Regions from separate parts of the Homo sapiens genome. Here all the other regions are linked to region 3. A link is a contact called in ENCODE Hi-C or POLR2A ChIA-PET data. All regions are on one chromosome and are shown on one strand. Each heading gives the region's core, a stretch centred on a gene start or an enhancer-like site at or near the end of the contact. The rest is flanking DNA. Distances are from core to core; before and after follow the strand shown.

What was found. A loop is a pair of places that touch in the nucleus more often than their neighbours do. ChIA-PET counts read pairs that join two places held with the same protein, here RNA polymerase II (POLR2A). Pooled maps may share reads with other maps.
Region 1: a pooled map shows a loop between it and region 3 (11-fold over the local background). The contact joins the promoter of PCCB here to the promoter of ATP2C1 in region 3. A Hi-C loop is called at or near these places in 1 of 168 maps with a recorded cell type or tissue (CD8-positive, alpha-beta T cell) and 3 of 50 pooled maps. POLR2A ChIA-PET finds 5 or more read pairs at or near these places in 1 of 52 experiments (naive thymus-derived CD8-positive, alpha-beta T cell).
Region 2: a loop to region 3 is called in a map of naive thymus-derived CD4-positive, alpha-beta T cell, with 21 times the contacts of the local background. The contact joins the promoter of DBR1 here to the promoter of ATP2C1 in region 3. A Hi-C loop is called at or near these places in 1 of 168 maps with a recorded cell type or tissue (naive thymus-derived CD4-positive, alpha-beta T cell) and 3 of 50 pooled maps. POLR2A ChIA-PET finds 5 or more read pairs at or near these places in 1 of 52 experiments (naive thymus-derived CD8-positive, alpha-beta T cell).

Annotation. Positions count from the first base shown.
Region 1 is chr3:136,248,362-136,252,284 of GRCh38, forward strand. It overlaps PCCB (propionyl-CoA carboxylase subunit beta), which reads left to right and starts at 1,979. Exons shown (of 15, transcript NM_000532.5): 1 at 1,979-2,197. The coding sequence starts at 2,015. RefSeq lists enhancers at 1,618-2,484, 1,714-1,773, 2,404-2,453.
Region 2 is chr3:138,172,201-138,176,704 of GRCh38, forward strand. It overlaps DBR1 (debranching RNA lariats 1), which reads right to left and starts at 2,721. Exons shown (of 8, transcript NM_016216.4): 1 at 2,399-2,721; 2 at 1,302-1,426. The coding sequence starts at 2,595. RefSeq lists an enhancer at 2,427-2,636.
Region 3 is chr3:130,892,028-130,896,002 of GRCh38, forward strand. It overlaps ATP2C1 (ATPase secretory pathway Ca2+ transporting 1), which reads left to right and starts at 2,057. Exons shown (of 28, transcript NM_001378687.1): 1 at 2,057-2,310; 2 at 2,563-2,748. The coding sequence starts at 2,743. LOC107986023 (a long non-coding RNA gene) reads right to left here and starts at 1,894. Exons shown (of 3, transcript XR_001740492.2): 1 at 829-1,894. RefSeq lists an enhancer at 1,612-1,831 and a silencer at 1,922-2,311.

The DNA of each region.
Region 1 (3,923 bases), core at 729-3,228, 5.4 Mb after region 3:
AGGCCTTTGCTCACACTGCTTCTGTTCCCTGGCATATGGATGCTTTCTTGGAGAAACTCTCCTCAACACACTCAGCCTTACTCAAATTCTCTCTTGTGCTCCCAAGGCAATCTGCCTCTCTAGGTTGTCCATCTGCCTCTCTAGGTTGGTAAAGTCTTTAAAGCAAGGACCCAAATGCAAGGTCAAGAGTACCCATTACGGAGTTATACAGATACAGGTGGGCTTTGCCTAGCCAAGAGGCTTTGGCCTCTAAGCTGCCCTCTCTATCTAGATGAACTGTTACTACTCCAGGAAATGCAATCAGTACTGATGTTTAGTTCTTGGCACATGGTAGGTGCTCAAAAATGTTTTCTGAGTTGAATTGCATTAACATTAAGGTCATAGGTCAGAATTTGTACTTTATGAAGGCCCTGGCTATGAGCTGGATCTGGGAAGGGCTCATGATCAACTTTAGCAGTTTTCTGTGGCTAAAAATGAGAAATATAAACCATGTTCTTTGTCTTGAAGACCTGCCTGTTAGTGGGAGAAACAGATGGTCAAGCTCTCAACAGTACAATTCCAAATTCCTAGAGCAGTGGTTCTTAAACTTTAGCAAGCAGATCAGAATCACCTAAAGGTCATCTGCTAAAACAGATGGCTGGCCCCAGCCCCAGAGTTTCTGATTTAAAGGTCTGGAGTAAGTTCTGAGAATTCGAGCTTGCATTTCCAACTCACTCCCAGGTGATACTGAAGTTGCTGGATTGACAAGATTCCCTCCTTGATCAAACATTGGTCAGGCTCTTCTGAGCTCTCTCTTTGACTAGGCCTGAGTGTGGGCTCCCATGTCATTCCTTGTGGAATTCCATTTTAGCAAGAAACTTGCCAAGTCAGTTTAGCCAGAATCCTCCATTCTTGATATCTGATTACTCTCCATATCTGGTTTTGACCCATACCGCCACCATCCCCCAGGTGATGTTCAGTTACCCTGACCTGCCTTGGGCAGGAATCCTGTTAGGTCAATTTAGCCAGATTCCCCGCCAATGTTTCCTCTTAGTAATTTTCCATCCACTGACTTCCACACACTGCCCCTTAGCTATAAATTACCACTTTGCTATATTCAGCCCAATCGCTCTGACTTATGGCAAAACTCTATCCCTACCTCTGTCAGATTGGGCCTGAATAAAGTTTGCCTTACCATTCTTAAACATGAATAATTAAGTGTCATGAATAGTTTTTTCTTTAATGGGATCCATACTTTGAGAACTACTGATTAGAGGTTAAGGGTCCTGTGCTCATTATCTGGCACATATTAATGATAGGTCTCTGAGTTTGAATCCTGGCCAACCACATTGTCAGTCTTGGCTTTTTTTTTTTTTTTTTTTTGAGACAGGGTTTTGCCCAGGCTGGAGTGCAGTGATGCAATCACGGCTCACTGCAGCCTCGACTTCCTGGGCCAAGCCATCCTGCCGCCTTAGCCTCCCGAGTAGCTGGGGTCACAGGTGCAAGCCGCCATGCCCAGCTAATTTTTAATTTTTTTGTAGAGGTGGGGTCTTACTATATTGCTCAGGCTGGTCTTGGGCTCCTGGGCTCACCTACCTCGGCCTCAGTCTTGCCTCTTGATCAAATCACTCATCTCTCTGTGCTTGATTTACCTCATCTGTGAAATCCAGATAGTAAGCTAGTGCATGGTAAGTGCAAAAAGCAACACCTGGCACAATGCTTAATAAATGTTGGTTAAATCTTATAATCATTTTCTGTAGGAAGTGGGACGACAAAGTTAAGGGTCTAGGTGGTCAGAGAAGAGCAAGGACTATGTCCCTTTTTTGTGCAGCCAGGCAGGCCCTGTACTTTTTCTCTGCGCGACCCTCCTCGGGCAGCACCGGGTCTCGAACTCTCACGCCTTACTCCCAAGCAGGTTCTGTAGTCCAGCCCCCGCGGCTCCCTACAGCCAGCCGATGCTGCGCAAGCGCCGTACCCACGCTTTAGCACATGCGTACTCAGGTGCGCCGGTAGGGGACGCGCCGGCACAGCAAAAATGGCGGCGGCATTACGGGTGGCGGCGGTCGGGGCAAGGCTCAGCGTTCTGGCGAGCGGTCTCCGCGCCGCGGTCCGCAGCCTTTGCAGCCAGGCCACCTCTGTTAACGAACGCATCGAAAACAAGCGCCGGACCGCGCTGCTGGGAGGGGGCCAACGCCGTATTGACGCGCAGCACAAGCGAGTGAGTCCTGAGGGGCCTAAGTGAGTCCCGCCCCTGGCGTCCGCGACCTATCACTGCGTGCCCGGCTTGCGGCGTCCGAGGCCTCCCTGCCAATCCGCACGGTGCCTGGAGGGGCCGGAGCAAGGGTGTTCACCTTGAAAACCTGTAGCGTTTCTCGTGGAGGCGGGTATAACCAGCAGAAGCACCTGTGTGCTTTTTCATACTGTTTAACCCTTGGGATTTAGACGGATCTGGCTCGTCTCTAGCCAGCTCAACACTTAACATAAGCTTTTGGGCAACTTATTAAATCTCTGTGGGTCATTTTAATAATAATTCTTCCTTCACAAGTGTATCGTTAGACCATAGATAGCAAAATGATAGGCGCTCAGTAAAAACCATGTGCTTATTCTCGTGCCCCATGAAAGAGTGATGGTAGGTTCTTTCTCCTTTGTGGAAGCAGGAAAACTGAACTTGGGCATACTCCACTAACATGAAATGGGGGATGTGCGCGTGCAGGAACTTGTGGAACTTCTGCCCGCAGAATGCCTGGTCGAGCTCTTTAGGGCCTTAGCATGCCTCGCCTTGATGGGTAGCAAAGGCACGTGTCGGAAGCAGGTGGCCTTTCTGGGAGTGCGCAGGCTACTCTCGATGTTTGGCTGGACTGAGCAGTTGAAACACTGCCACCCACCGCCTGGGTTTTGAGGCGAGAATCCAGCTGGCCTTCAGAGATAAGCTGGGCGGCCCATTTTGGAGAGGTGATCCCTGACTTGAAACCAGGCTTGCCCAGTGTGTCCGTGACTGGTGGGTGAGTCTGGACCGTTGTGCTGAACGAATTAACCAACGGGAAGGTGCAGAAGTGAAACTCTTACAGATGAAGAGTATTCAGGCACAACTCACAACCATGAGGGAGGCACTGGGGGAGGGATGGGGTCTTAAAGTGAGGAGATTTGAACAGCTCTATATTTGTCTAATATTGATTCAGATGTCATAAATTCGCATTTGACAAGGGTCCAAAGGTAACAGTTCCTTTTGACACTTGAGAGTGAAATGTAAATTTAGTGATGGTTTGTGGTGCTAGGAGTGCTTTCTCTCCCCTGGGGCTACTTCTAACCTACTCTGTTAGGGCTGAGGGAGATGTTAGATCATCCTCTGGAAAGGCCTGTCAGTGCTCCTGTACACTCTTTCTGTTGGGGCCTATTGCTCAATTCTTCCCTGGAACATCGCCTAGCCCTTTCCCAGGTAGATCCTACTAGGTTTAGATGAAGCCTCCAGAAGCTGTTTTTCTTTTGCCAAAGTTAACTTAGGAGGCTGATTTAATATGAACCCCCTCCTGCACCCCTTTTTATTTTTATGTTTTGATACGGAGTTTTGCTCTTGTTGCCCAGGCTGGAGTGCCATGGTGCGATCTTGGCTCATTGCAACCTCTGCCTCCCAGGTTCAAGCTATTCTCCTGCCTCAGCCTCCCAAGTAGCTGGGATTACAGGTGCCCACGACCATGCCTGGCAACTTTTTTTTTGTATTTTTAGCAGAGACAGGGTTTCACCATGTTGGCCAGGCCGGTCTTGTACGCCTGACCTCAAGTGATTCACCCACCTTGGCGTCCCAAAGTGTTGGGATTATGGGTGTGAGCCACTGCACCCGGCCCTGCACCCCTTTTAAAACAATTTTTGACCATTTCCGTAGATTTTCCCAGAAGAGGAATTAGTGGGTCAAAGGGTGTAAGTTTATTTATTTTTTTTGAGACAGA
Region 2 (4,504 bases), core at 1,471-3,970, 7.3 Mb after region 3:
AAGTAGCAAAGTAGGGAAACTAAATTTCTGAAATATGATCTCATCATTGGTAAAATCTATAAACTGTTCTAGAAAGAATATACATTTAAATAAAGGGATGAAGCTGGGTGCGGTGGCTCATCCCTGTAATCCCACCACTTTGGAGGCCCAGGTGGGCGGATCACTTTGAGCTCATGAGTTCGAGACCAGCCTGGACAACATGGCCAAACTCAGTCTCCACAAAAAAATACAAAAAAACAAAAAAATTAGCCGGGCGTGGTGGTACACGCTTGCAGTCACAGCTACTTGGGAGGCTGTGGTGGGAGGATGGCTTGAGCCTGGAAGGCGAAGGTTGCAATGAGCTGAGATCAGGCCACTGCACTCCAGCCTGGGCAACAGAACCAGACCTTGTCTCGAAAAATAAAGGGATGAAAAGGCTATATAGTTTATAGGGGCCAATATTGAGACAATCTAATCAAATCTGAAAATCTAAAAGCAGATTATAGGAAATGCAAAGGATAAAAGGAATCCAATCAGCTAAATCCTGAATGCAGGAAATGCTGCAAGACAAATTTCCTGTTTTCTTCAGCAAGTAAATGGCATGAAAAAGCGAGACAGGGAGACTATTTTAGTCTAATAGACTTCAGAGTCATGACAACCAAATGAAATGGGCTGGCCTTGTCTGGGTCCTATTTAAACCAATTGTAAAGCAGACATCTTTACATTAAGCAGGGAAATCTGACCACGAACATGGCAATAGATAATGATTACTTCAGTTAAGTATAATAACAGTACTGTAGTAGTATTTTTAAAGATCCTTATCACTTAAAAACATGTACTGAAATATGTATAAGTGAAATAATCTAACGGTTGGACTTGCTTTAAATACTCTAGTCATCTCTTCCCACAAAAAAAAAAAAAAAAATCCAGGAGATTGCAATATAATAGTCGTTGAAGCTGGTTAACAGGTACTGAGATTCATCATACTATTCTCTACTTTTGTGTATGCTTAAGAATTTCTATTAATAAAAGTTTAAGGTCTTTAATTCAATAAAAATTGTAAGAAAAAATGAAGGGACTACAAATAGTGTGTGAGGTCTTTGCAATTATATTAGCTAGTGCTTAAAACACTAGATGAAGGGCATATTTTCATGATCAACCATTTAATAATTAACTATCTTAATTAAATTTTCACGATTAAGTATTTAAATTAATGACATTCTCCAAACACCATACATGTCAAGACACAGTCCAACTAACGCAAATCCTGATAAGCTCTTCCATCCCAGGAAAAAAAAGTATCCACAAACACAATCACATACCTAAATAATAAATGTTTGGTGCCACCCAGCCACCATAGGGTAACTCTTGCAAATGATTTGAGGCTTCATGGTTTCCCCCAATGAAGAGCGTGAGAACTGGAGCCTTTTTCTCTCCAGAGTAATACCTAGAACATAAGAGCAAAGTCAGTTACCACAATTAGGCATAGCAGAAAAGCAAATAAGTTCCGAAAAAAAAAAAGAAACTGAGTTCATCATAAAAAGTTAAAAAGCTCTTTCAAAAGGAATTGCCTGGGGCTGGGCGCGGTGGCTCCCTCCTGTAATCCCAGCACTTTTGATGGCCGACACAGGCGGATCCCCTGAGGTCAGGAGTTCGAGACCAACCTGGCCAATGTGGTGAAACCCCGTCTCTACTAAAAATGCAAAAATTAGCTGGGTGTAATCCCAGCTACTCGGGAGGCTGAGGTGGGAGAATCGCTTGAACCCAGGAGACGGAGGTTGCAGTGGGTCAATATCGCGGTACTGCACTCCAGCCTGGGCAACAAAGCGAAACTCTGTCTCAAGAAAAAAAAAAAAAAAAAAAAAAGGAATTGCCCAGTATCCATCCTTGCCCTTAGGAATGAAGAGCTTCCACCTTGAGCCTCAAGTCAGTGCCCGTTCAATTAAGTCAAGAACTGTTTCGAGTTCATTGCCATAACCTCATCTTCTAGAACCACAACAAGCACATAGCAGGGGCCCAGTAAAAACTTCAGGATCATTGAATGAACTAATTCCAGAGTCCTATCAAGTACAAGGTAGCTATCTAAACCTGTCAGCTTCTTCCTCCAGGTTATCCCCTCCCAGGCTTCGACACCCTTTGAAATGGATAAGATGTGTATGGAAAGAAGGAAAGTGACATTTCCTAAGCACCTAATGAGATAGGGTGCTAGTGAAACTGACATAATTTGGTACCTAACTGAATACAGTACCGAACTGAATACATTTCCCGCCTCCCACTACCTCACCCCTGTATTCAGTTAGGCACCAATTAGAGATACAGAGAGAACAAAGACAGGATCTAAGGGAAACAGGCAGCCAGTGGCAGAGGGAACCCAGTCCCACCCCCCCACCGCCAAGTCCGGGCCCGGCCGCGTCCTCACCTGTAGAAGGTTTGCATGTGACGATACTTGGGCGGCACGGCCATGCAGCGTAGATCCGCCTCGTTGCGCACCGCCTGGAAGTCGCCGCAGCACAGCAAGAGGTCGACAGGCCCCGGGCCGCGCCGCTCTGCCAGCGCCAGCGTCTCATAGATCTTATCCAGCTCGCCGTGGCAGCAGCCAGCCACAGCCACCCGCATTCTGCCGGCCTGAGGAGGTGAGCGCTGCCTGCAACGCCCTACACCACAGCCAGCCCAGGACCGACTGATCGCTCAGCTCCCGCCAACTTTAATAAGTATAGCCACCGCCTGGGTGTAGACTCCTGCAAAATAATTCACTTCCGGTTTCCAGATCTCGCGAGAGAGGGACCGGGAAGGTCAAACCTAATTCTGGGATCCCAGGGAACTTATTTTCTTTTTTTCCTTTTTTCTTTTTTTTTAATTATTGTTTTATGCAGTCAATATTTTTTTGTATATACATCCACAAATGTACTCTTTCCATCCTTACTCTTTTCTTCCTGGATTTCCATTTTTCTCTTTGGAATCATTTTTCTTCTGTCTGAAGAGCTCAGTTTAAGTTTTCCTGTTTGTTTAGTGTAGGCCGACGACAGATTAATTTTTTTCTAGATATTTGTTTGTTTAAAAATTTCTTTCCACTCTGGGGAAAATGGTGAAACCCTGTCTCTACTAAAAATACAAAAATTAGCTGGGCGCAGTAGCGCACGTCTGTAATCACAGCTACTTCAGAGGCTGAGGCAGGAGAATCCCTCAAACCCAGGAGACGGAGGTTGCAGTGACCTGAGATCGCGCCCCTGCACTCCAGCTTGGGCGACAGAGCGAGACTCCGTCTAAAAAAAAAAAAAAGAGACAAAAGAGAAAGAGAGAGAGAAGAAAAGAAAAGAAGCCAGTGTGCTGGCTCACACCTGTAATCCCAGCACTTTGGGAGGCAGAGGCGGGCGGCTCACGAGGTCAGGAGTTTGAGACCAGCATGGCCAACATGGTGAAACCCTGTCTCTACTAAAGATACAAAAAATTAGCTGGGCGTGGTGGCGCACACCTGTAATCCCAGCTACTTGGGAGGCTGGGGCAGGAGAATCGCTTGAACCCAGGAGGCAGAGGTTGCAGTGATCTGAGATCGTGCCATTGCACTCCAGCCTGGGTGACAGGGTGAGACTCCGTCTAAAAAAAAAAAAAAGAAAAAGAAAGAAAGAGATGTCTTTGTTTCACCTTAATTCATAAAGGGTGTGTTTACTGAGTACCGAATACCAGTTAAGCAGTGTGTGTGTGTGTGTGTGTGTGTGTGTGTGTGTGTGGTTTTTTTTTTACAAAGCATTTCAAAAATAGCATTCTATTATCTTCTGGCTTGCATTATCTTCTACTGAGAAGTCACCTATAAACTTAAGGTTTTTTTTCACTGAAAGTAATGTGGGTTTTTTGTTTGTTTGTTTGTTTTTTGTTTTTTTGAGACGGTCTCTCACTCTGTTGCCCAGGCTGGAGGCAGTGGCACGATCTCGGCTCACTGCAACCTCCGCCTCCCCAGTTCAAGCGATTCTCCTGCCTCAGCCTCCCAAGTAGCTGGGATTACAGGTGCACACCACCATGCCCAGCTAATTTTTTGCATTTTTAGTAGAGACAGGGTTTCACCATGGTGGCCAAGCTGGTTTCGAACTCCTGACCTCAAGTGATACGCCCACCTCGGCTTCCCGAAGTGCTAGGATTACAGGCGTTAGCCACCGCGCCCAGCCAGTAATGTGTCTTTTTCTTTGCTATTTACTGTTTTCTCTTTCTCTACTTTCTCTCCCTACTCCTTAAAGCTATTTTAATAAAATATATCTAGGTGGTTTTTTTTTTGAACTTTACTCATTTATGCTTTCTGAATCTATAGCTTGGTATCTTTTTTCAGTTTTGGAATATTCTTGGTCAGTATCTACTTAAATGTTGCTTTTTTTTCTGTCTTTTCCTACTCCTTTGGAATTTTTCCATGGTATTTTACCTATCTTTTATTTCTATTCCATAGTTCTCATTTTTATCAGTGTTTTATTTTGGATAGTTTCTAATAACCTCTCTTCTAGTTTACTAATCCTATTTTGTTCTATGTCCAATGTACAAA
Region 3 (3,975 bases), core at 807-3,306:
AATTTAGGGGACCAAAAGTAAAATTTCAGTTTAAGTCATTTTAGGAATAAACCATGGAGCTATAAATCTTTTGGAGGAGTTATAGATTCAGTGTTAATGCTAGAGTATTGCAGTATATTAATACAACAGATAGTTCTGAAAAGTTGCTTTAGAAAAATGTTTCAGCTAAAGTGACCCAATACCAAATTCTGTACAGTTACCCTCTATTTTGTAAATGCATATGTTAATATCAAAGTATTTATATTGTGTAATTTCCTACCTTAGGTGCTTTTGTTTTTAATATAATGCTGTTTCAAGGTCGAATATGTACAGTAATAACTGTTACAAATTGATTACGAGAGATCACAATCATTGTACAAATCACAGGCTATGTCATTGTGTAGACAAAAATCACTGACCATGCATGCCAGAGGTGGATCATAAATAGTAACTCCTAAGACTAGAAATCTACTTGATATTTTTATGGGTTCATCTTTAAAAGTGACCTCGCTGAATAAAAGTTCAATATTTCTTAAAAGAAAGGTAAATCTAAAAACCGTCCAGAATTTTCGATCCTAGTCTAGTACCACTTACTTGGGAACAAATATAGAAGCACAGGCAACCCCGTCCGTTAATTTGGCTCCGTCATTGTGCAGACAAAAATCACTGACCATGCATGCCAGAGGTGGATCATAGTTAACTCGTTAAGACTAGAAATCTACTTGATAGTGATTTTTATGGGTTCATCTTTAAAAGTGACCTCGCTGAATAAAAGTTCAATATTTCTTAAAAGAAAGGTAAATCTAGAAAGCTGTCCAGAATTTTCAATCCTAGTCTAGTACCACTTACTTGGGAACAAATATAGAAACACAGGCAACCCCGTCCGTTAATTCTGATGTTGAACGTGTGGTTAGAGAGCACACTGCGATATGTTACAGGACCTGAGATAAAAAGCAAATTTGTAAAGTGTCTAAGTGTTGATGGAGAAAAACACATCTAGCATATACGGAAATTTTCTTTTGAGTTCTCTGTAGGATGATCACCAACTCAGTAGGTGAAGCCCTGCCCTCTAGTGGTTATGGGTGTGAGAGGACTTCTGTTCAACATTATATGTCTGGCTCACCACGGTTTATTAAAACCAATCGTTCATTAAAAAGCACTTATTAGGGGTCTGGGTAAGATGCCGAGCAAGTGAAATGTTTACGTGTGAAAAGGCATTGACACTGGACAAAGGTACAGCTGCTAAAAGAAGTGCTCGTTCATTGGCTTCGACAGCTGTACGACTGGTTTCTAATTGCTGTTCCAGCCTCTCCCCAGTTCCATATACCACAAACGAATGAAAAAGATTAGCTCTCCCTGGAGCTCTCTGAGGCTGAACCTTGCTCTCTCATTACACATGGTAACTAAGCACACCCCTTAAAGAATTTTGGGAAGTCGCCCCGCGATTACCGGCTCCCCCAAGAACCAAGCAGTCAGTGCAGGGTTTTGCAAGTGAGAGTGCGAGACTCGGGAGGCTGCTCACGGTGCTCCAGTCCCTGGCAGGAGCATGGACACCTCGCCCCTTCCTTCCGTGGGCCTCAACGTTGCCTGCTGAGATTGTGACTGCCACCCCGACGGGAGCAGCTTCCCCTACAGACTTTGTAGAGAGCGCTTAAACGCCTCGGGGACAGCGGCCATGACTCTCAGCTTGGGCCGACCCCGCGGCCGCCCCACGGGAATGCGTGGCCGACACGGGGCGTGGGCGAATCTCCGACCCTCGCGTTCAGGGGGTGCATATAAACGGGCGGACACCGTCCCTGGGGTAAGGGAGGCGCCAGCAAGAACAAGGCGGGCCACCAACCCCGAGCGACCTCCTACCGGACGGATCCAAACCCAAACATTGTCCATTCCGGGCCGAAGTCTCGGCCTTCACTTCACTTCCGCCTTCCCAGCCCGTGAACACGAATGCGCCTGCGCGCACCTCTCTCAGCGGAAGTAATAGTGACAAAGCTGGGTTCGCGGCTGGCCCAGGAGTGCGGGGCGCGACTGGGCGGCCGGCGGCGGGGAGGGGCGGAGCGCAGGAGTCGGAGGCGGGAGCAGACCAGCACGGCCTCGCGGAGCCGGCCCGGCGGACCGTGACGGGTCCCCTCACCTCCTCTTCTCTCCCCTCCCCGCCCGCCCTCTCTCCCTCCCTTCCTCCCTCCCGCTCGCTTCTTCTCACGCCGGGAGCAGGCTCCCGCCTCGCACCGCTGCCCCGCGAGCAGCTCCTCTTCTCCCGAGGCGCGCGGGGCGCCCCCGCGAGCCCCGCGGCTGAGACCCCGCAGCCTGGAGGAGGGCTGTCCGGGGCTTTGGGTGGGTACCAGTATTACCTCCTGCCCCCATTTCTAGAAACTTCCAGGTTCTGAAGGAAGGGGAGGTTCGGGTATCCCCTGGATGGGGGGGCATCTCTAGGGCGCCGCCCCGCTGGCGTGAGCTGGGGACGTTGCGGGCACACGACGGGGCGGGTGCGGGATCTTGGGGAGGGGGGCTCCCGAGATAGTGGCTGGGCGGGGAACTCCTTCCTCAGCCTCTCGTCAGCGCCGCTTCTCCTGGTTTCTCTTGCAGATGCTGCTGCTAGGGGTGGTGGGAGCAGCCGTGGGACGCGTGGCCGGGAGCGGGGGTGACAGCCTGGGATTCCGGGGGCTTCTCTTCCTTGTCCTCCTCCTCTCCTCTCTATTCCCAGTGTGGCCGTGGCTGACACTAAAGACTTTGTAGCCATCAACCCGAGTGCAGTTTCGATGGAAAATGAAGGTAAAGGCCCCTGGCCGACCGGTTGCAACGCGGAGTTGAGGGTGTGGTGGTTTGCTTTTAAGTTGTCTTTGTTTTTCCACCTTTTTATTTTCGTGAGCTTATTTATTTACTGTGTATGTGAAGTGTCCAAGGATTTGCTTACTTAGGGTATCCAGCTTTTATTTTGGTAACATGGGGCATTTGAGAGATTGAGGTTCTGTGGGTGACTGAGCTTGATTCAGCTTTCTTGAGGAATTCCTGCTCTCTTCAGCTTAGGGAATGAGAGGGAAGTTTTCATTTCAGATAGCGTCTGTGCATGTTTAAATAGCTATTTGAAAGGAATTACTCGAGGGGAAGTGGAAATGGGGGACAAGGGGATGGGGCTGCATCTCTGTATATTGGCGTTTCAAGCCTCGATGTGGTGTGTGGCAGGATTCATTTATAAGAAAGCAAGCCATGTTTTATTATGTCTAGCATTGGGGAAAAAACTCATTATTTTTCAATTCACAAAAAAAACCCAGTGAATTTAATGAAATGTTATGAGATGAGTGCTTTTCTTAAAGTTCCACCCTATTTCAAAACATCATTTAGGAGGCTGACAGCGGAACCTGTTTGTTCACTGTACACTTTGGACACATTAGATCGTCATTCACATGTTACATGATCCCTTTGGCCTCGTTAAAATATTTAATGCTTTTCCTACACAGCACTGATTATTTTTAAAATTGTTGAACAACTGTGAATAAGTGATTTTTTTTCCCCCTCCTGAAACAACACTTATTCTTTGGACTGACTTCTGACTTGTGCGTGATCATTTTTTTTTCTTCTGCCTTTAACCGGGCTGCAAAATACTATAAAAGATACTTAACAAATGACAGTTTTTTCCTCTGGTATAATTTGTTTTAAAAAATATGTGTCTGGTATAAAGGAGCTGCAGTCTTGCTGGCTGCTTCTAATTTGTTTTTCCATTGTTGAGAATGTAAGCTTGATTGTCTGACTAGGACTAGTAATTTTGAAATGGGTGTTTCTTATAGATGCAGTAATGTGTTTTGCTCTCTGAGACCTCTGGGCTATGTAGGGAATATGATGAGAGGCATGATTATATTGACAAATTTTACTCTGGATGGATAATTGGCGGAAGACATTTTCTGAAATACTAAAGTGTATAACTGCAGAGGAGTTATACTGTCTAATTGGGTCTTGAGAAACATTTGAAAGCAGTGATGTTTTTGGTGATAAGGAAAGTCA